Regions from separate parts of the Mus musculus genome. Here all the other regions are linked to region 3. The links are chromatin loops, found by intact Hi-C in ENCODE. Cell type or tissue: left cerebral cortex. All regions are shown on one strand.

Evidence for each region. A loop is a pair of places that touch in the nucleus more often than their neighbours do. Peaks named below come from ENCODE experiments on the same cell type or tissue, not always from the same donor. Only the 100,000 strongest peaks of a DNase experiment are listed, where the experiment ranks them.
Region 1: a loop joins it to region 3, with 5 times the contacts of the local background. A loop is called at or near these places in 2 of 42 quality-filtered maps.
Region 2: a loop joins it to region 3, with 2.0 times the contacts of the local background. A loop is called at or near these places in 3 of 42 quality-filtered maps.

Annotation. Positions count from the first base shown.
Region 1 is chr19:48,200,727-48,208,726 of GRCm38, reverse strand. Sorcs3 (sortilin-related VPS10 domain containing receptor 3) reads right to left here and starts at 2,702. Exons shown (of 27, transcript NM_025696.3): 1 at 1,930-2,702. The coding sequence starts at 2,547. In left cerebral cortex, CTCF peaks have their summits at 3,238 and 4,623; DNase peaks (open chromatin) are centred at 3,514, 4,008, 4,618, 4,951 and 5 more places; H3K4me3 peaks cover 4,630 bases; H3K27ac peaks cover 2,960 bases.
Region 2 is chr19:48,018,066-48,026,065 of GRCm38, reverse strand. The region is part of intron 15 of Cfap58 (cilia and flagella associated protein 58); the gene reads right to left. Among named protein-coding and RNA genes, the nearest start is that of Cfap58, 84 kb to the right of the region's middle. In left cerebral cortex, no CTCF peak of the experiment used is centred here; DNase peaks (open chromatin) are centred at 539, 1,543, 2,116 and 4,416.
Region 3 is chr19:48,094,233-48,102,232 of GRCm38, reverse strand. No RefSeq gene overlaps it. Among named protein-coding and RNA genes, the nearest start is that of Sorcs3, 110 kb to the left of the region's middle. In left cerebral cortex, no CTCF peak of the experiment used is centred here; DNase peaks (open chromatin) are centred at 1,026, 3,497, 4,055 and 4,640; H3K27ac peaks cover 1,705 bases.

The sequences.
Region 1 (8,000 bases), 110 kb before region 3:
GGACAGAGAAGGCCATGCAGTTACCTGTTTGTGAGAAGTGCTTTCTCTCTAAAGTCCCATCTCCAGGGGTCTTTGTCAAGATTTTTTAAGTGACTCTTAAAATTAAAGCAGGGATGGAACACTTCCGGCTGAGTGAATTTGGTAATAAAGCCTCGCACATGTACAGCTATCCCCTCCTCAAGGACGAGAAAACCAAGAACATTTCCTCACTACTCCTAATTATCAAACTTAAATGAAGTCGGAACTCACAAGCTCTGCTTCTCCCTCTCCTTGTCCCTCCCCCTCTGTCTCTATATCTTCTTCCCTCCCATTCCTCCCCTGCTCTGTCCACACACAAACATCTCCTGTGGACTTGAAAGTAAGTCTTCAGTCGCCCAGCCCTGCAAAAGTGCATCTTTACTCAAAGTTATCCAATCCAAGCCTTGGGGGTGGTGGAGCTATCTTGATGGAGATAGGCAGATGAAGCCATTAGTCACCAAGCTGCCCTGTGTGTTTCCACTCTTCTCCTTAGAACCCAGCATCTGGTACTCAGCCCCACCCCCACTGTGTATCACTGACAACCAGTAAATCTGTACTTGGTTACTGCTTGTGTGATGAGCTCTGCGGCCCCCTGGCTTCCCTGTTATTCAGTGCTCAGCCCTGTGACCCCCACGCTCTGGCAAAATAAGGCAAACATTTCCCCAGGAAGTCTTTTTCAAAGGCCTGTCATGAGGGGAGATACAAAAGAGGCAGCACTTTCCAATAAATGAGCTCTCAACGCTGCTTGTGAATCCCTAGTCCTCTTAATGGAACCCCTGCTCAGCCCTAAGTCTGGTTCTCAACTGAACTGGAAAGTCACACCAGAAAGAAAAAGAAAAAAAAAAAGGACGATTGGCAAGGCCAGGTGAAATAGCACAGCGATCATCGGAGGAAAGGGGTTTGGAGGAGCCAGTTCTTGCTGGGAGTATTGAGGAGAAATGAGCCGGTTAACCAGGCTCTGCCCGCGGCTGCCCAAATTAGACCCTATTCATCTGGGCACCCCGTTCCTGAGCCCTGAAGCTCTGGAGCTGGCGTAAGGAAGGTGCCACCTCTTGATGCAACAAAATCTTGTGGGCCCAGATGGCAAGGGAAAAGGGGGAAGAGATGTGCTCAGAAAGGGCAGGGTCTCAACTTTGATCCCAGAGTCCCTGAGCCATTTGTGAAGCAGGACACAGAGGCAAAAGTGAGTTTTCTGCTCCCCTACTCGTGCGTGCAGAGCGAGCAGGAGCACGAGGATAAGCAGTAGGAAAAGGGTGTGGAAATTCGCTTCACGCCTTAAACTTTTTTCCCTGCCTGCCCCCACTAGGAAAGCCTTCCAGCTTGGATGATGCAGCCCGGCTCCCAGCCTGGCTAGAACGTCATGTGCTGAGCAGCGACCCCAAAATGAACAAGTGTTCTGCTGTCCCTGTGGCCTCAGTCTCCCTAGCTCCCTGGTTCCCTTCACATGACCCCAGGGCTAAAAGGGAGCTCCTCCAGTCTCGGGAATTTGTCTAGAGATTTCTCCACATCAGCCCATGTTTACACTCACGAATTCAAGCATCCATCCTTTCCCCAGAAAAGAAAAAGTCACTCTCCGACCTGGATGCGGGAGAGAGTGACCAGATTCCTCACCCAGACAGCTTTTAAGACACACTTTCCTCTTAGCCCTCCAGACAGCCTCAGTACTGGGGTCTTCAGTAAACAGATGCACACGCCATCTTATAACAAAACTCGGCTAACCTGTTGGGGGCGTGAAGTGGGCAGGACAAACCCCTCTCTAAAAGTCCGGGGATTCTGATTCTCCTTCTGGACCCTGAGAAACTATCTGTCCCTCGCCCCTCTCCTCACCCCCCCCCCCACCACCCCCCGCCTCCCATTACCGTTACCCTCGGCTGTCAGGAGACTAGCGATCTGTGCCAGATGGGTACTCACACTGCTGTTGTGTCCCGACCAGTGCACCATGGCTTGGTTATGAGCCGAGTCCCCGGTCAGTGCAAAAGACGTGCTGGGCAGCCGGAGCTCCTCAGTGGACGCTCCTCCAGTCCGCGTCGCCCTCACCTCCTCTCGCGAACCCTTGGTGTGAGGACGGCTTCCTTTGGCACCATCTGCGAGAGCAGTAGCCCAAGAGTCCCCGCGCTCCAGGGGGCTTGGGGGCTGCGCCCGGCGAGTCCTCCTCGCACTGCCCGCCTGGCTAGGAGATGGAATGCCCGGGACCCACCTAGCGCCTTCAGGCGACATTCCCGCAGCTTCAGTCCGTATCTCCCCGCGGCTCGCCTGGGATAGTGGCTCTAGCCTGGACCGGCGTCTCGGTGCAGCGGCTCTCCGTGCAGATGCCAGCTCCTCAGGCCACCGGTTCTCCGCTGCCCGTGGCAAGAGAGGAGGCAACACTGGTGGTCGTGAAGCCGGGGACACCAGGCGCCCCGGACCTCCTGTCGCGCCCCAAGTGATCTCGGCGCCGGCCAGGACCCATGTTGACAAGAGCAGCAGCCCAGTCCGGGCGAGGGGTGCCCCGGGCCAGCCTGCGGGGCGCTCAGTGCCTGCCGCCTCCATCCCGCTGCGGCTACCACGGCTCGGGCTGCCGAGTGTGTGGCGCCCGCCGAGGTGCGGGTCCGATGGAGGGGGGGTGGGGGGTGCTGGAGGGATGCGCGCGCCGGCAAGCAAGCTAGCGAGTGTGTCAGGGGAATGAGGAGGGGGCGGCCGGGAAGGAGGTGGTTCGCCTGTCCCTTACACTCTTCCCCTCTGGATCGCTTGCTCCCAGGTCCAGAGGGTGATTCCAAAACCCAAAGGCAGTTTATTAAATGCTCTCTCGATGCTCTGGCCGGTTTGATGCTGTTGTTAAAATGCCCCCCCTCCCAATCTTTTCCACCGACCTCTTTTAAAAAATTTGTGAAAAGGAGTGTTCAGAGGGAATAGGGAAATCCTCTTAAAATGGGCAACGCTAGCTGGATCTTGGAGGAGGGGGGGGGGGGGCTCACAGCAGACCCTTATCCGGAGTCTTTCGGAAATCCAACCACCAGCCAGCCAGCTTCGGGCGCGGAGTTGGGAAGCCGCTCCTGGCTGCGTTTGGGGATTCACTCTTCGGTCTGTTCTTGGGAGCGGGAGACGGCGTGCGGGAAGTATAGGGTCTCCGGGAGGAGAAGGAGGAGTAAATTATCTCCACTGCCAACTGTTCTCGATCTGGAGACCAGGGCCAGGCGGGAGCTACCGCTCTGAAGCCAAGCGCGGGATGGACCCACGACTCTGCTCTGGGCTCCCCGCCCCCGGAGGCCTGCGCCCCCTCCCGGTGCGGGGGCGCGGGGAGTGCGTGCGTGCGCGTGCGTGCGCGCAGGCGAGAGAGGGAGAGAGGGAGACCAGGGTGTTCCAGGGCTGGAGGGAGGGCGCCTGGGGGGTCGGTACCTGGTTGAGCTGGGGGGGGGGGGTGTTGCTGGGTGTGCGGGGGCGCGCGGCTCCCTGCGTGCGCGTTTACACTGGCTTGTGTGAGTGAGAGCGGCGGGGCGGGGCGGGGCGGAGTGCGAGGTGCGCTCCGGCCGTGGGTGCTCGAGAATCACGCATAGGCTGTTTGCACATCCAGAAGCCTGTGAGTGGTCAGAGGCAATGTGGAGAACAAGGGTAGCACCCCTCTTCATGAGGCACGGTCCTCCAGCACCTGTGGGCGTCATCAGATTAAGCCGCCTGGAGGTCTGGAAAGCGAGCCTGAAAGCCGCCGGGCAAAGCAAAGGCTGATATTCTGGGGACCCTACACTAGATGTGGGAGGACAGTAGTAGATCCAGGTCCTGTTTTCCTGCCAGGGACTGCTAGGTCTTGCCCTTCTGACCCCCAGACGCGCTTTTGAGCAGGGCCACTTGTTTCAAAGTGTCTGCCACTATTTGGAAGGTCCCCTGCCCAAAGCAGCAAGCATTTATCAGGTCCCCTGTCCCCCGTGGCAGGAGGGTATGCGCGCCTGATGCGACTGGGACTCTTCCAGACCTCAGGAAGACAGAGACTTTGGTGAGGTGGAGAGAGGGGTGCTAAGCTTGAGGGCTGGCTGGAGACGTGGCTTACAACCTTTAGGACAGGTGGCCTCCAGGAAACACCGGAAAAGGATGGGGGAGGGGGGAGTGCCAAGGCTAAACGAGGAACATAGCCTCCAAGTTGTTCCTTCCCCTTAGGAATTAGAAGAGATTCTTTGTAGAAGGTGAAAGCTGGCGATGGAAGAGGAATTGTGGTTGGAGGTGTGAGCAAACAAAGAGGGGAAATGGAAGAGGGGAGGGGAGAGGATGATGCGAAAGAAGAGTAGGAACTCTGAGAACACCCTGGGAAAGATCAGGTGTGCTGCGATGCGAAGGAGCGGGGTTCTGGGCCTGAAGGATGCAAGCCAGGGATTCCCGGGAGCCCTCGCCTTTTGAACTTGCTTTCCCACCAAAGCTAAAATGAAAATTGGGAGCGGAGAAGATGGCTAGGCTGGACAAAGAAGACAAGGGTAATTCCCACCAAGAATGAAATGAACTTGGCATTCGTGGATTTTTTTCCAGACGCGGGTCAGCGCGTTGATGCAGGGGTGAAAAGTTGCAAAGCTACGGATCCAGGTGGGCGCTGGAGCCAGTGCTGGGAGAGAATAAGCTATCTGCTGGTGCCCAGCGCCCCTACCGGAGAAGGCGGGGAGCTGCAACCGCAACCTAGTGAGGTTTACCCCCCTGATCCGTTTCTAAGCAGGGTGCTAGGATTTAAGAGATCTGGTATGTCCGTTCACTTCTGGATACAAGGCTCTTACAGCCTCCCAAGTCTCCCCACAAGGGAGGAGCTGACCAATTTCCTCGCCGCCGCCTCTATGCGCACCCCCACCCCCACCCCCACTCCCCCGCGCGGGCACACACACACACACACACACACACACACACACACACACAAGGAAAGCAATCCGCGAACCTCTAAGTGAGTTTGCCTTTCTCATCAGGAACATCTACCCTTGTGATTCCCAAGAGAGATCTTCCAGGCTGACTCAGCAGCTAAAATGTTGAAGGCAGAGGTATATAGATGCTTTTCATAGGGGTGACAGTTTCTAACGTGACAAAGCCTCTCCCAATAGTTTTTCTCTTGTTCGCTAACATGTTAGGACACACCCCACCCTCCACCCCGAGACTACCTTTAATCGCATTCGATTAGCTTCTCCTGTCACTGATGATAAGTAAGTACGTTATAAAGAAAATATGTTTGTTTTGGCTCACAGTTCTAGAAACAGTGGAGATCAAAACTGGGCAGCCTCATATGCTGAGGTACCCATGCCTGTCACTGCATGAAGGATGCCATCACGGTTAGGAGTGCATGTGAGTGACACAGAAGAGGTCACCGGCTTCACGACAACCCATGATCTCAAGTATTAATCTAGTTCTTGCAAGATCTGGAACTCTCTCAAAGCTGTGTTCGTCATAAGGCTACTAGTCCCACTGCCCCAACTTTATTCTTGTAGGGAGCTAAGTCTTTCTACGAGAATTGACAGGAAGAACCACGTGGCACATGCATCAAGACCCACCAGCACCCTGGCACATCTCAGTAATGCAAACACATGCCATGAAACCTTAACGCTTAGACCTAACACTGGTCAGGTCCAACTAAAAAGGCTTCACCTGATCTCTCTTGTTCGCTCCCAGAATCAAACACAGTGGTGATTCTGACATGGAGCATCACTTGTCCAAGAGTTGAGGTAGCCGCCTATCATTTCCTGATCTTCAAGTTTTTCCTTCTTGGAGCCAGCCAGAACAATGCAGCAACAAGATATGAGCCTCGTGGGTAACTGTAGTGAAATTAATTTTACATTTTTACGCTGTCGAATTTGTCAAACACCTACATTTCCACTAATGACCAAAATCAAAATTGTTAAAATATTTTAACATGTTTTGTACCAAGTCTTCACAATAAAATATTTTACTCTTATAGACGATTTGGATGTAGGCTACCATATTTGAATGTTTAATTACCATAAGTAACTGGTGGCTACTCTTTTTTAAACACCATAGCTTCAGATACAACTTGTTAATTCATGTGGAAGATGATGTTATAAATTGATCCCCAAATTTTTCAGTGATCAATCATTATACACTCTTAGAATGGATTCAAAGTTGTGTGTACTGTCCCACCATCATGGCCCTTCTAACTGTGTCCCATAAGTCTACAATGTACCTTCTGCTATGGTTTTACTCGAGTTTTTTTGTCTGCCCCAAGTCCCATAGTATCTAACACCATATCCATTATCATGATAATCATGTCAGCATCTTCACCAAATCCTTTGTTTTCTTGCCTTCTAACTTTGGAATTCAAACAAAAAGGACTGTGTCTAAATGTTCCTGTCTCTTTTGCTAATATGGTAACTGGCTCAGCTGAAAAGAACAGGTTTATCGATAAGGTGAACCTTCACTTTAACCAAGGGGAAAAGCAAAGGAGGCGACACAAAGAAAATGTTTTGTCACCAGACCTTCTGCTCCTATTGTAGAAAACTAGAGAGAGCAAATCATACCCTAAGTTAACCATGAAATGAGGCTGAAAGTCTTTCCAAACAGTCTTGGGGATTTTTGTTGTTGTTTTTTTACTAACCATTACAGTACACTCACACATTGGGAAAGCACTGTGCTCCCTCTCAACGCCCACTGCAGGTCCATATAAAGAAGTATTTCACTTATGTTCCCATCATTAGTCAAACCGTCAGCACCCCTTTTATGAAGACTGTGGTGGTTTCAGTGAGAAATGTCCCCATAGGCTCAGGTGTTTGAACACTTGGTCTCCACTTGATGGCGGTGTTTGGGGATGTTTAGGGTGTCTAGCCCTTCTGTAATAAGAATACTTCTGGAGACAGATGTGAGAGTTCACAGCCTTGACTCACTTCCAATTCGCCCTCTGCTTTCCACTTGCTGTTGAAGGTATGATCTCTCTGCTCCCTGCTTCTGCCACCATGCCTGACACTGACTACTACGCTGCCTGGTCATGATGAACTAACTCTTATCCTTCCAAAACTATAAACTAGAATAAACTCTTCCTTCCATAATTTTATTTTCTTGGATGGTATTTTTATCACAACCACAGAAAAGTAACCAAGATGAAGATGCCATGGCAAGTTCTCATTCTAAGGCTTAGGGCGAGGAATGTGGGTTTCTCCCCGACATTGCATCCTTTCTGGGACATTTCTTGAACTGTCTTCTCACTCCGTCACCTTCTTGACCTGACAAACTGCTCTAATGGACTTCCGGACAGAATTTGTGGTCCTTTTCACTAAATGCTGCTTGATTTTATTGTTTAAAAAAAAAAATCTCTGAACTTTCTGTTTATTTTTGCTAAGTTACGTCATGACCTTTGTACAGTTAAGAAAAGTTAATTAAGTAGCATCAAAATAACCATCAACATTGTAACTCTGAACTTCTCTGGAGGAGACAGCTCATGAACAAAGTCTGAACTCCAGACAGATGCGGCCAGGTGACCACTAAAGCCAGGACTTCCTGACACTGTGTGCCTATGAAGATAAGAAGTGTCTATTTGTGCTCAATATTGTATCCTCAACAGTAGTCTAGTCTCCACACTGTGCTGGCCTGGTGCCTGGCTCAGACTGACCTGCAATAAATGTGCAACACATGACAGAACAGATTACTGTAAATACTAACGCTTCTGCCACAAGCACTAGCCAACTGTTCCTTTGTTCATGCAAATACTTTCTCAGTGCTTTTCTTAAAATGCAAACGTTTGTGGATTTGATAGATACTAGTGTCCTCTATGGCATCAGATGATATCATAAGCAATGGGACAAAATTCTTTTTTTTTTCCAAAATTCTGCTTTAAACAGAAAACTACTTTCATTGTCAACTCCTAGACTGAGTTGAAGGGCCAGACAATCAGATTCAGGGTTCTGTGGGCAAAATGAAACCTGAAATCACACCACAGAACTGAGCCCAAAAGAATTCTATTTCAAACATTGTCAAACCTAGGATGCCACAACGTTGACCAACACCCCTAGACACTGAGTGTTACAGCCATCATAACT
Region 2 (8,000 bases), 76 kb after region 3:
AGATATCACTGGAGTGGAATCAGTGGGCTTTGCTGAGTGATGAGACATGCGTGGAAGTCAGGAATCCAATGACTTTTGAGTCTCCGATGTTTGCCCCTGCGTGGGGAAAGGAAGAGTCATCGTGATGGAGGGAGCAAAGCTGGAGAGGACTAGAAGTCCCAAAGGCTAAGTAGACAGAGGCTGAGGTTAACTAAGCCTGGGCCATGGGGCATATATACCGGAGAGCTGGAAATGCAGCCCAGAGTTGGAAGCCAAAGGACAAGCTGGACCAGAGCAGTCAGCTCCCTGTAGTAATCAGCATACAAGGGGTAGGTACAGAACAGAACGAGAAAAATCTGAAAGGGGAGGGACAACTCAAGAGTGCCTCAAGGCAAAACAAACCAGGTGCTTTAGAGACAGGAGAGAGAGAGCCATCAAGTGAGAGGAAGAAAAGAAGCCAGAGGACTTCCAGCAAGTCGGAGGCAAAGCAGATTGGCTACCTCCCCAGGGCTGGTTTCAGTGACATATGGGAATCCGAAATAACACACGCGGGAGAGAGTACCTCAAGACACATGAGGATGCGGGAAGAAAGGAAATCAGGAAATGGCTCAAGGAATAGATAAAAATCCTAGGAAAACTGGAGCAGGCGTATTTACAGGAGTTAAGAGGGAGGATTTCACAGGAATCCGAAGAGGGCCAGCTTTTCATAGCTAGACTAGATTTTCATCACTGGTGGTGAGTTTTTCAGATTTTTAAACTAAAAGCATTACACTTTAGCCTGATGTCCCATTTCTAGATCCTCATATGCATAGAGTGGGGTAAACCGAGCAGGCATTTATACAGGCTCACATATGCTCTTAGTCCCTGAGCACTATCATCTCCTGCAGGTCATTACGCTAAAGGGGAAGTCATGAGAAGTAAAAGCCCACATGTTAAATAAAACATCCAATCAAATGGAAACGGATTTCTACCCGGAGCTATGCAACCTTGGCGTGGCCACCCAATATCTATTTTTTACCAGAGTGCATAAAATCCATTTGTAAAAACCATAAAAATCCATTATCTAGCCATTGTTACCATTAGTTTTAGGTTTTTCCTTTCCCCTGGCAAAATTGGAGAATTTTTATTATAAATACATAGCCCAATCTACAGAACTGTGCATGAGGCTTCAAAATTAAGTGAATAAAATTAAGTGTCTCCATAAACCCGCTCACCAAACAACGAGAAGTTGCCCTGGTAAGACATCATTCTCGAAAACAGGAAGCCCTTATTAAGAAAAACACGGACAAATAGAATTAGAGCGAGGTGACTTTCCTTTGTCGCATAACCCCTCCAGTCACACCTTCCGATACACTCATCGCAGTAAATGGATACAGCCAGCAGAGAGAACAGTATCAGGAGGTGAGTTTATTTTCTATAGCCTCTTAACGCCGTCTCCGTTGGAAAAATAACACTTCTGACAAGGCTCCAAGATTCAATTTGGAGAGGCTGAGACCTATGTGGCGAAGCCCATGAAAAGTGTTTTGTTCATTTCTTTCAGCTCACCTTGCTTTCTTACAGACACACAGAAGGTGGAAAAGTAAAAGACCTCCCGATGATGAAGAGGAAGCAATCTGGCTCAGGACAGAATGATCTCTTGGCTGGAGAGACCATCTTACTGCAAGAACCATGAACTACTTCCCATGTGTAATGTTTCAATTACTCGTGCTCAGCTGGGAGTCGAGACACAGAGAAGGAAGTTTAGAAGAAGCCGATGCTCTCACCCCGCTTCAGAGGGGACAATGTCAAGGTCAGCGGGAACTACTGATGCCCAAAGTCCCTCCCAAGCAAAGCATATGTGCCCTAAGAATCACCTTTCCTATAGTTCAGGGGCTTGCAGATACACTATTGCATCTAGGGGGCGGGGAATCTGGATCAAACTAAGCTACAAAATTCCTGAAGACCACTCATCAATAAAAGAATCAAGCAGAATGCAAATCAGACCCAAAGCCACCACAAAAATTAAATGTCTAGAGTAAAAGACGACTCAAGCCCGCTATCTCCTCTCCACAGCACCTGACTACGAGTATCCTGATGCAGAGTGATTGACACTTTATTCCACCACATCCGGTTTTGTTTCTCAAAGTTACAAGATGAATGATAGTGACTCTGCCCTAAATAGCTGAGTGTGGGCTGGAACCGCGGCTCAGTGGTTAAGAGTACTTACTAAGCTCTCACAGAAGAGTGGGACTCGGCACTCACGTGACTGCTTACAACCAATCAGTTCCAAGGAATCTGGTGCCCTCTTCTGAACTCTACCAGCACAGGCATACACACAAGATACCTACTACGTGCTGGCAAAACATTCATCCACATAGCGAAGAAGTAAATCTTAAGAAAGGAAATGGAGGGGCTGACAAAATGGCTCAGCGGTTAAGAGCCTTTCTTAACCACTGTTCTTTCAGAGGTCCTAAGTTCAATTCCCAGCAACCACATAGTGGCTTACGGTCAATCATCTATAAAAGGATCTAATGATTCTCCAGGTAGGTAGATAGATAGATAGATAGATAGATAGATAGATAGATAGATAGATAGATAGATAGATAGATATGTGTGTGTGTGTGTGTGTGTGTGTGTAGAGAGAGACAGAGAGAGAGAGAATAGAACAAGAACTGAGCAACTGTACAGCAAGGAGCCCACAGGTGTGAAGAAAAGTGGAGGGATTTCCATTAAAATCAATTATTCAAAACCAGAGTTAAATCCCCCAAGATAAGTGATACATATGTGTGTTTGCAGTGGGTGGAAGAAATGCCGAAAGAGACTCAGGTGCTGACACAGACGGATGCAGGGGCGTGGCTGTGGTGGATAGTGGTGGGGCGGGACTGACTGCCAGGTTTCAGTTTGTGCTTACAGAGGAAACCCTGACTGGGAGAACCAAAGTGAAGTCCAGTCATCATTAACATTCCAGCCATGTGTATCATCCAGATTTGTATTTGGGGAGAACGTGCTGGTAATTTAGATAAATATGGAGCGTTTGATAGATTGACAGTCTTAAGCACGATTGTCTTCCAATTTATTTCTCTCCTAACCCTCTACAAGGTCCAACCAGGCTCTTCAAACATTGTGCAATGGTGTGTATAATAACCCCATTTAGAGACAAAGCATGCAATTCTATTATAAAGAAAATCTATCTTACGCAACAGAGACTCATTAGCTGTCCAATGTATATTGTCTCCATAAGCCAGCAGTAGCAGAACCAGCTGTCTCATAATACATAGGCTGTCCCTCTTCATTAAGCCACATCCATTTCTCTTTAAACCGAGTCAATTAATTTGTCATTTGGTTAGCAGCACCGTGTGTCAAGGCGATATCATAAGAAAAATCATAAATACTTTATTTCCTCACCAACTAATAGATGCATCTTTAGGTTTTAGCTTCTTATTTATTCAGGGTTTTTATAATGTGCATCAATACTCAGCAGCGTGCTTTAGTCTTTAAGTTATTTTTTGAACAGCCATATCAGAACATAGCTAGACTATTCATACTGAAAGACTGCCTTTCTATTCAGCTGAGCATATCTTGAGGTTGACCACACCAAGGCTAGGCTAAAACTGATAGTCTATCCAACACTGTATCCCCTCTGTGGGAGAGACCATTGGCATGATCATAAAGTCTCTGGCTGCAAGAGGCTGCACCAAGTTACAGTGGATATGTTATCCACATTGTATTGTCTAGCTCTGCTAGATGCAGTGTTAAGAAATTGTAGAGGCTGGACGGATGGCTCAGCAGTGGCCAGAAAGGTCTGGAATTCCAGCACTGGGAAAGCTGAGCCAGGAAATGCCCTGAGTAGGATGGCTGTCCTCAGGGAGCTCTGGGTTCAACTGATAGACCCTGCCTCAGTGAGTAGAGTAGAGAGTGAACTAGGAAGATTCCCCAACTTCAGCCTGGGCTCATCATAGGTATGCCCATACATGCTCACATGCATCTGTGCACACATGAGTATGTGCACATACAATCCAACATGCATACACATAGGAACACACACTACATACATACACATGAAGAAGAAAAGAACTGAAAAAAAAATTAACTCTGCTACTAACTTCAAATAATGTTGTCATCCCTCGGTGGCAGTCCGTAACCTCAACAGGAAACTCCAGATCAACAATCACTTAAACCTCGGGTATTTGTATTTTCTCTGACAATAAGTTTAAAATATGTATTGTGAGCAGTCTGTGCTAATAAGAGTGAGTATTGTAGCAGCGACGATTTGAAGAAAGAGGTTGGTTTGCCCACGGGACTCCTTTATCTCCCCAGCTGCGGTTCTATGACCACGGTTTATAGTCTCTGTCTTTTGCTTTGCATCTTCGGCTGGAGACAGAAAGTAGTTCACATTCAGCACGTGTCTCCGCACCTCTTCTTCCTCGGCGCGCCCACTCGACAGTAACTGACGAAGCGGTACTAATTTATTCTGTTTTCATCCCAATCTGTGCTTGGCAAATGCCAGTGTTTCATTCTGCCCGCCCTGGAATCATCCATTTGCCTGGGTGAGAGCTGGGGACACTTGCTGGTGCGCAGGAAGCAGGTAGCCTCCCTCCTGGCTGCAGACACTGATCGGCCCTGGTAGGACCAACCCCACCCACATCAACTCCTGAGTACCAAGTCCTCCAAGACAACCCTGTAGTCTCCTCTTTATGCTAGGCTTGCCTGGGCAGATTGAAAATTCAGTGAACTAAGAATTAAAATTTTTATCACCACCATTTCTAAAAACACCTCTTTCACACAATATGCTGATTTTCTGAATGCCAGCAGGCATCCCCTAGGGTCCTAACTCTCTCAGTTGAACTCTGTGAACTGTGACAAAGTTCTCTGCGTTCCTCACACCTATTCTTGTGTTCCACTCATTTTGGTAAGTTTTTCCAATTGCAATTACAGTGACACCTCTCTATGACCCCATATTTTATAGTGTTCTTAGAGAGAGGTACGGCTATGTTTGTGCTGAGAATTCTTCTTGAATGACCTTGGCCCTCTGGGTGACACCTTTCAGTGGGCAGAGCTGGCACTGCCCACTTGTGCCGTGAGCATCGGCACTTTGAACTCAGTTTTTCCATTGTGTCTATTTGTTCATGACTGAGGAAATGACTCGGTGTGCAGCCTTGATCTCCTCACTAAACATTTTCAGGGGTTTCTAATAGTTCTGTTCCAGACACATTTTTGAAATTCATGTGACTTGTAAATGCACGCAGATTAATTGGCTCAGTCAACACTCCTGCAAGGTGCATGCGCATACAGATCACGTCAGTGACAAGAAGGGGTTAAACTGCTTTTCCCCAATAAAGTCATGTGTTGGCTTCTTAACAATGTTCTTAAACACAGAAATCCTGATTACACCCATAACTCTTTTCCAGGATTAAAGGAAAACATACATTTTTGCCTCTTGGCTTAGTTTCAGTTATTTTCCATCTCCCTCTACCCCATCTATAATTCTTAATAAAATACGAAGTTAGATTTAATTTTTAAGCAGATTACTGCCCCCTCATATGAAGGCAAGTCTAGAATACTGACTAATGAATCTAAAAAAAAAAAAAATGCCTGTTTTCATTAGCAGAAAAAAAAATGAATTAGGAGCTCTGTAAACAAATCGCATTTCTACACGGCTTTGGAAAAGAAAAAAAATAATAATGGTTGTTCTCTTGAGGCTGTCTTGTTTATTGGCTTTATAAGGAAAATGTCAGCAAAACTGAACCCTGGGCCTGTCTTGTTTATGATGTCGTGAAGTGGCAAAGGCCCCTGGAGAGAGTGCGAGATGCTGGAACTGGGGATGGAGCGGAGTTACTCAGCCTGTTTGCTACGAGCCGGAAACGAGTCCGGTCCACAGCGGGTCTCAGCCTCCCATAGGATGATTACGTACTCTGTGAGGCATCTGTGGGATGTGCATGCGCTGACCTTCACGGTGTTTAGAACAATAAGAAAATTGCTTCTGGCCACATCAATACAAATTTTCAAACAGGATCTCCTTTTAAAGGGATTTTATTTATGAAATACAAACAAATGTTTATGGAGTTCTGCTGCACAGGGTGGATAACCCCCTAGACCATCCTACCCTTTGGTAGCTGAGACTGTCCAAGTCACCATTGAACCTTTCTTAGTAACTGTAATGAGGAATTTGCTACTATTAGAACAGGATAGTTCCTATAACCGTTAAGGAAAAAGATCCAGAGAAAGCCAAGTTCAATAAGCATTTAACTGTGTAAGGTTCACACAAAGGAAGGAAAGTCGGAAACGTTAAGAAGTTTACCATCCAGTAAAGGAAAAGTGAACAGCTCATTGTAAAGATTAAAGTGTGCCAGGCCCCCAAAGGCATGGGAGGTATACTGTACAGAGCACAGGCAGCCTCAGCAGCAGAGATGGAATCTAGTTGGTGAGCCACAGCAGAGGCACCAGGTATATCTTGTATATTAGTAACCATAATAACAGGAGTCATAGCAATGCTATTTGCATCTGTGGGCCAGAAAACATCTTTGCTATCAAAGGAAAGATTTAATAGATAACACCCTTTGCAGTCAGTCCATTTGAAATCTATCCACTGTCTCCTAGAGGATCAAGTTTCTAAAGTGTACCCGGATGCCATGCAGGCATCGGACACAGAGAAGGTGGTTATTATTAATGATCCAAGTTCATCGTCCTCCATAAATGGTGCTCACAGTTCATCTTCATAAACCATTTTTTGTTTGTTAGTTGATTGCTTGCTTGCTTTTTGATGGCAAGGCGATCTCTCATGTGGCGCTTCCTCTTTGGCGATTTTGTTGTTATAAAGCTTGGCATTGAGACTAGATAACTGTATCCCAATCCTCATAGCTGGACCATTGGGTTCCAAACATGAAGTGATAGAAAGAGCGAAAAAAAAATCAAAAAGGACTCCTAGAGGAGGGTCAGACTGCCAAGGCTAGAACAAATCTCTGTCCCAATTCCACGGAATCTTTGTACTAGTTCTGTCTTCCAGAGTGGATGGTGCTTTGGCGGACTCGTTTCAGCATTTGGTAGTTTTGCTTGTCTGAAATCTTCATACACTGAGGTTGCTGCTGGCAGTTGAGGGCTGACGGGAGACCATGCCTCAGCCTCCTTTAGGGATGGGGTCCCTGCTCCTGCTTCAATAGGTCCTGCACCCATGTGCACACTGGCTGCATTGAGCACAGTCCATGGGCTTTTAGAAAGAACATATAAAGTTAGGATGGAGATGGTGGAGAAAGTTGAAAGTGAGGGAAAGTGGGGTGTATTTAATCATGTGGATTATGCTTTGGTTGGACTTAATTGACTGTTCAAAAGATTTCCCCCTAGGGGCTGTAGTGATAGCTCTGTGGTTAAGAGCACTTGCTTTTCCAGAAAACACAAGTTTGGATTCCAGCAACACCCATGATAAAGAGCTCACAACTGACTGTAATTCCAATTCTAAGAGATTCAACACCCTCTTCTAACCTCTAAGGACACACACACAAATGCACATACACACATACACAATGCAAACATGTACACACACATACATACACACACACACAAACATACATAAACATATACATACATGTATACATACATACACATATAAACACATACAAACATATACATACAAACACATTCTCTCTATGTATCTGTCTCTCTGACTCTGGCTCTAGCTCTGGCTCTCTTGTCTCTGGCTCTAGCTCTGGCTCTCTCTCTCTCTCACACACACACACACACACACATACACGCGCCCTTCAAAGACACAATAGAATTGTGGGGTTTTTTACTTTACTTTTTTTTTTTAAGGAATACAACTGGTATTTGAAGATCTGCACTGAAATCATCTTAGGGGATTCAGCACAGACAGACAAGAAGCATCTAAAAGGGAAAGAATTTGTTTAAAACAGAAAGTCACCCATTTGGAGAAAACAAAACTGAAGGTAAAGAATACCTGTGCCTGTTGGCTTCTGATTTACTTTACAAATGTGTTTTCAAAGAATCTACTAGAATGAATTTAAAAATAAAAAAAAAGTCATATAGAATAG
Region 3 (8,000 bases):
GTGTTTTCAATGTGTTTTCGTGTGTGGTTGTTGTTGTTGTTGTTGCTGCTGCTGCTGCTGTTGTTGTTGCAATCTAATAGAGAATTCCTCATGACTCAGGGTAGGCGATTTCAGGCATGGGTTCTGAATTTCCTGAAACAGATAAGGTTCACTCTCCGTTTTCCCCTTATATAAGATTTTCCAGATCTATGGTAATATCAAATACATGGTGGGAGCAGAAAATTTTGCAAATCTAGCGGTAAGGAAAAGTCATCATAATGAAGTAAAGGCCATCTTGATCCATCATGTTGGCTCAAGCCTGTTTGGGATAATCTTACTATGCTACAGCTGAGATTGCATCAGTCTCTAGCCACTCTGATGTTTGCCTTTCTTCCTTCCCTAGGCCTATCTAGCCAATCTCAGCAAGACAATGAATTTGAGTGGCCTAATAGAGCTGTGGAAATGGTCTTTTCTCCCTGACATGCCCAAATCAAATAGTTCTACTATTTGCTCGTCTAGCAAATAGCATCATGTACACCCCAACAGAGTCACAGATTTTTACATACGCAGGTGACTGTCTGGGGTCTAGTCCCTCTAGATCATTATCTCCATAGAACTATGGGCACAGCTTTGGTACCCACATAGGAGATGCTCCATAGAGGATGTTTTTTGGTGAGAGTAACTCGCCACAGCTCTACTGAAAGACATGCATGCACTAGTTTCTCTTCCCATCCTGAGCCCCTATTCCTTGAAAAGTTAGTTTGGATTAAATGTGACTAAAGAGTTCTTCCTAAAGAAGAAACATTGCCCCCTTGTGTGCCCTTCATCATCCCTGGCACCTCCAGATTTAGAAAAGAGTGAACTATGAGAAACTCTGAAGTCACCGGTGAAGATGTTAGCCTACTCAGGCTCCCTAGCCTCACACCCCATCCCTCATCCCAGTGGTAACGCAATTCACCTTATGCCAGGAAATCCCATGACAGAATGATGGAAATGTCCAATTTCCAAAAAGGCATCTGTGTCTAAAACACACACACGCCCTCGCAGGCATCCACAAGCATTATTTTGGGCTTCAGAGTTACTCATAGGAGTCACAACAGGAAGCAGCATAACCCATAACTACGAGGGAAAGTGATACTTTTCAGAGAATCTCAATCTTTTTCCTCCCACAGAAGTCATCGTCTGTGGATCTGAACAACATGCTTAGCTCATAGAGGAAGGCTTTGGGAAAATGTCCATTTCTTCTCCATCTCCTTCAGTCTCCACTTGGCGAATAAGCAACCACTTATTGAAGTCACTCTCAACGTCTTTGTTTCCAGTAACCTTTATATTAAATCTCAAGGCCTCCTGTGTTTCCCAGGTCACAGTTCAGACTAATAATTGTATTAGCCAACAGTCATCACATGACAAACAGCCTTGGAATTTCAATAGCATCTTACAACAGCATTTGCTTTCACTGGTAGGTTTGCAGGTTGCCCCGGGGAAGCTCTGCTGTGTTCCTCCTCCTCACTCAGGGGTCACGTGACTGAGAGAACAAGGGCAGGTCTACTCCACAAGCTCAGTCTGTTTCCAGCATCATGTAGTGTCTTGTCTCCAAGTATCTCACTGGCCAAAGCAAAACTACAGTCCAGATTCAAGGTCATCTATTTTCGTGAGGAGAGTTGCAATGAGATGTGGCATGGGAGAGATGGTGACCCTGTCCCCACAGACTCAATCTGCTGTTTAACAAGTCCCACCCTAGATGCAAAGTGTTATAGGGTACTGTGATCACTTAAACTTAGTCTCTACCTTCAGGGAAGTCAGGATTCAATGCAGGAAACAACCAGGTCCATAAAGAGATGCCAGTTGAGTGTAAAGGAAAGAACTCAACATAGAAATGATAGATTTAGACCAGGGAAGTCAATGAGTACTTTATATAGAAAGAAAGTCATGGGTAGAAGAGTGGTTTTGGTGAGTGAAAGGGATTTCTCCTTTTGTCACAAGCCAACAGGAAGACATCTAAGGCTAGCAATGATGCTACCTGTTAGGTTCCTCTATAGCAAAAATTGCCTTAACAACCCAGGACAATGACAACTCAGAAAAATACAGGATTCTTCACATGATTGAAGTGAATATTACTTGAGGGGTCACCTGATCCAAGCTAGCATCAGGACCTTCAAACTGTGCTAATCTCTGATGACACAAGGGTGCTGTGAGATGGACTGTTCTTAAAACACACAAAATATGAGAAGCATTGGTATAGTGTGCTGAGATGTGGGTGGGGTGAGGAGACGCCTATCCAGAACCAGCAGGGTTTGATGGCAAAAGAAAACCCACCCAGCACAGGAGGGCCTTTGGGTGGAAGCCTCAAGGCTGACAGAAATGCTGAGAAGCATCCAGTTGAGGGCTGCAAGCAGCCCTTTCTCTGCAGGATCATCTGATTCCTCTCTCTGTGTGGTCCCTGGAGAGAAATTGGCTTGAAGCTTCTTGTTCCCAAAGAGTTCACAGGAACCAAGAAGGTCTTATCAAGAAATGGGATTAGTGACACGATCACCATCCATGATCCATCCCTTCACAGTCAGATTGAAATAAAACACAGGAGAGACCCATCTTTCACTAAGACTCCCAACTCTACTGATGCTCAACAACATCTGAAGGCCAACAAGGCTCAGGAGTGCTCTGTGTAGACACCAGCAATTGTGGGCAGTGACAAAAATCACCATGAAGGGACATGTTGAATGACGTTTTCATGACTTCAGTTTTGGAGTGTGATCCATAGCTTTCATCGTATTTCTAATGATTAAGATATATTTATTAGCTCATTTAAAAGTTTTGGATCTTTAACATTGTAGAAAGACCTCTGTGTCAAAGGCCTGGTTTTCAGTTTGTCACTGAGTGAAAGACTTCAGGAGGTTGGGCCTAGGGGCGCTCTCTGACTCTCTAGGAGCATGAAGGAGATTGTGAGACCCCAACCCTTCCTCTCTCCCTTTTTCTTCTTGGCCATAAGGTGAACCTGCTCCACAGTGCACCCCCTCTGTGATGTGGTACCTCACCCAAAGCAACAGAGCCACGGAGTCATAGGCCAAACCCTCAAACTATGTGAACTAAACCTAAACCTATTCTCTTTGCAAGCCGGTCCTACTATGACAATAGGAAGCTCACTGATGTCTGCCTTCAAGGAGAAAAAACATTTGATTGGCTTAAGCCGTTCACTTGTGTATGCAATTCCTCACCATATACTACTGACCTCACACCCATCTGACAATGCAGAGAAGATCAGAACTCAGATTCTAAAGGTGACAATGTGTGTGGAGGGTCTGGGGGTGGGGGGGACAAAGGTGACAATGTGTGTGAAGGGGCAGGGAGGGGTCGTCTTAAGACTTATTGGGCAGCTTGGATAATTTTCATTTATTTCAACATCCAGCCCTCCATCGCTCCTCATAACTTCCTCCGGCTTTTCTATCTGAAGCATACATCCTCCCTCCCTTCTCTCTTGCCTTCAGCTAAATTATAAAATGCACCCTTAGCGCTTGGCCTGGCCTGTTTCTAACTTACATACTGAAGCCATGCTTTGAGCTAAACCAACTAGATGTCACTCATTGCTACAGAAAAAAAAAAAAAAAAGGGAAAAGGCTAAAGCCCACCCCTGCCCCTTCCCTCCCCTCTCTTCCAGCTACCCTGGGTTTCCAGTAAAGGAGAGCTTTGTTTTCTCCTAGAAGAAGCTGTGACCAAGACTCCCCCATGTTCATAGTTTATGAAAAAACGAACATTAGAGAATTGCCATGGTTACAGGCTCCCATTCTGCTTCCATCTAAGGACCAGGGGGAGCCGGAGGAAAGTATCTCAGGCAGCTCCTGGTGCCACTCAGCCTGGAATCATCATTAAAAACAATGTTTACATCGGAGGAGAAATTGCTTCTCAAATAGCAGAGGGGAAATGCATGGTCTGATGAGACTGCTATGCAGAATCCTGGTTCCTCCCTCAGGCCCCCTCCTTCTGCCCCATTATTATTTAAGGTTGCATTAAATCAGGCAAAAGGAGAAGATGACAAAATATAAGTTCATGTTGGCAGATCTGGCAGGACGCCCAGGCTTGGGGCTGGTCCATCCCACCTCTTTCATCTCCAGCATCAGCAGCTGTGGTGGCATCCAGGATCCACATCTTCCTGCAGGCTCTGCTCCAAGAACAACGCCCTCCAGCCAGAGAGAGGAGGTGATACAAAATCAACTGGGATCCAGTTTCCATGGGAGGCTCAGGCTAGGTACTGGCAACCAGAGTTCTAATCCTACCTTGATCCTCACTAGCTCTGTGTCCTGGGGCAAGCCTTTTTGCCTCTCTGAACTATGAGGTTTTGCTGCTTTAAAACAAAGGCAACGATGATTACCCTAAAATAAAAGGCAAGGTGTGTGGAACTTAAGAGTCACACTGCCTGGGTTCATCCTGGGCAAGGTGCTTAATATCTATGCCTTGGTTTCTTACCTGCAGAACAGGACAGCGATCCTACTGTCACATGGAGTCTCCATGAGAACACAGATATCATTGCTCAGGGGTGGGCACTGTCCTGGAGGATACACCCTACAGGAGCACTGCTGTCCCTATGGTGACACCACGTGCTAAGAGTCTCTATTCCATCAGAAAGCACAGAAATTGCTGTTTTGCGTCAAACGGGAGTGTTGCTTCAGCTGCCAGATGGTAGAAGAGGCTGTTGGCATCATAACAATTCTTGTGCACACTTCGTCCTCCCCAGCCATTCCCTCCGGGGCAGGGGGGTGGTGAGAATGAAAATGGGGGCTTTCTGTGCTGCAATCTGGAAGCTCCATCCACAGCAGGGTGGTGGGAGGGTCAACACTGCAGCAGCAGGTATTTGTGGCCCTGAGGGGACTTCCCAATACTCATCAATGGCAGGGGACCTGATTGCTTTGCTCCAAGCCTGGTAATAGAGATGTCTGTGTGTGTGTGTGTATGTGTGTGTGTGTGTATGTGTGTGTGTGTGTGTGTGTGTGTGTGTGTGTGTTGCCTAAAGAGTTAACCAGGAGCTAAGAGAGGGGCCCTAGTGCTACAGGTGAGTGATCTGCTCATGTTCCTTAGTGACAATATGTGGGGTCATCCCTACAGTCTTCCTGTGCTGGGAGGGGAGGAAACCTTCTGTTACAATTTCACTGATGTTTCTTAGTCACCCCCTGCTCTTCTCTTCTTTGCTCAAGAAAGATATGTAGCCTCTGTCTAAGCTCTAGTGCCCCAGAAACAGGGAAGTCCTCACAAAAGAGCTGCAATTCCCATAGTAGTTTAATCAGTTTAGCCAGTACAGGGCCAGGTCCAACACAGGGCACATGGGAAGACACTAGTGATCATAGCCCTGGCTGCCATTTGCCCCTGAGCCTCATACTATGTGGCAGGTGCTACACTAAGGTGTTACAGACCTTCATTCTCACATCCATGGATGGGGTAAGTAATGTGTCTCGAGATACATGAATGACAAAGAGCCATAAGAATCCACTCCAAGTTCCCAAAGCAAAATGTGACCGAGGCAGGACCGAAACTATTCACCATCCATCAAGGAAATGCCAATTCAATCTGCTTTGAAATTCCACCTCACTCCAGTCAGAACAACATCAAGAAAACAAACAAATGGCCAGGAGCATGGTCTAATCAGTGATGCTTGCGTCACAAGCACAAGGACCTGAGCTGGATCCTCAGAATCCCTGTAAAAGACCCAGCATGGTGGCACCTGCATGGAATCCCCGTACTTGGGGAGACAAGGACCAGAGAGAGGAACCCTGAGGCTCACTGGTCGGCCAGTCTAACCTAACTGATGAGCTCCAGACCAGTGTGAGTCCCTGTTTCGAAGAAGGAAGCAGTCAATATTCATGAGGATTACATTCTAGGTTGTCTTCTGGCATCTATGCCAGTGCACATCTGCACATACACACACATGCACAAGCACACACAGATTTAAAAAGGAAAGCAGAGAGCAATAGGAGCTAGGGAGTTCATGCATAAAGAAGAAAGCCTTTCTACTGCTGCTATAGATGTAAACTAGTGGCGCCACTATGGAAACCCAAGTGGCAGTTCTCTTAAGAAACCAAAAATGGACATACCATCTAACCCAGCTATCCCTCCCCTGGGCTGACACCCAAATGACTCTATACCCTGCCACAGAGGTGCCTGCACACCTATTGACCCTAGCTAGATATCCATCAATAGGTAAGTAAAGGAAATCTGGTGCATGTATACAATGGAGATGTATCCAGGCATTAAGACCATGAAACCATGGCATCTACAAGGAACTGGGTTAAACTGAGAAAGGCAACCGCCACATGTCTCATTATATAAAAATCCTAGATTCATCACTTATATATGAGCATGTATGTGGGGAGTGCTGGTTGTGAACTAGAAAGGGTATCAGGTAGGAAGGAAGAGGTCTTAAGGGAGAGTTACACAGAGTGTGGCTGCTAGGGAGGTAGCTCAGTGAATAAAGTGCTTGATCCACAAACTCAAGGACCAGAGCTTGTATCCCTAGAACACACATAAAAGAGTGTCTTGACTAGCTGGACACACTAGAATGAGTGGACTCCATGTTCAGGGAGAGACCTCACATCAACAAAGTGGAGAGTGATCAAGGAAGGCACATGGTATCAACTGCAGGGTCCACAACACACTCACATGCCATGCATCTAAATACATGTGAACACACACATATATGTGCATCACACACACATACATGTGCTCAAAAATAATGTATATATGAAAATTCCATCATACTACCTATCACTTTGAACATTTGTTAAAATTAAAACTAATAAATTTTTTTAACCATCAGAGCTTTTCAAACCCAAACTCCTTTCTGTTTCCAAATGGATTTCACTCAACAAAGAAGAACACTCCTAAAACACAAGAGGAGATTGCAGCCCTTCCTTCCAACATTAAAATTCTTCTCCTTAAGGAAACCTGGCCTAACTGGAGAGAAGGGATCTGACCAAGCCAGCTACTATTTATTGTTTGAACTGAGATGACACCCCAAAGACCCACGTGTTACAGGCTTGCTCCTTGGCCTAGTGCTGTTGGGAGGTGGCAGAAATGTTAAGAACTAGAGCTTAGAAGGTCTTCCAGCCGTTGGGTATTTAGCTTCAGGTGGGATTATAGGACCATTACCCTTTCTAATTTCTCTCTTTTATACCCAGCTGTAAACCTCCAAGATGGCCCCTCAACATGTTGAACTGTTCCAGCACAGGCCCAAAAGGAACAGGGCCAGCCAACAATGGCTAATACATCCAAAATCACATACCAGAATAACCCTTCCCTCCTTTAAGTTGGTTATCCTGGGTGCTTTGTTACAGTAATAGAAAGATGACCAATGTCCCAAACAAGAAGAACTTTAAAAGGGCTCCCAGTGAGGGGTGATATGGAAGTTTCTAGAAAGCCATACCCCTAAAGCTGCTGGAATGTCTTCAGAGGAAAGGTGAGTGAGCAAAACTGAGTGCCAAGAGCACCCAACAATGCAAAAGCAGAGCACAGGATGGGAACATGTCTGGAAAGATCTATAGGAAGGAGTGATGTGAGAGACCCTGAGGGAAGGGTCAGGCTAAAGCTCCTGCTGAGAGCACTAAGGAATGGCATGAGGCTTGAGTGTAATGGGCCTCATGGCCAAGAACAGGTTCTTCCTGTCCCAAGGAGGGTTATAAGAAGCTGAACAACATGCTCTAATCAGGACATGCAGCCTTGGAATTCTGCCAACCCACAAGCCCCCACTCTGAAGGAAAAGTAATTCTCCATATTAATGCATCCAGATCCAAACCTGTTGATCCATGAAAATCCTTCCTAGAGATTTGTCACTGCTTACAAGACAAGTATCACACTTCTTTAAGTCACACAAAATAGATACTCCCTTCTGGGGACAGACTCAGCTTGGCAAGGACTCCTGTCCCTGGGAAGCATCACTCAGAGGGTGGTCTAGAGAACCTTGGCTCAGGAGTCACACTGAATACCTGAGAGCCCCAGGTATGATCTAAGGCCAAGAGAGGTGATGACTTCAGTCTGAAGTC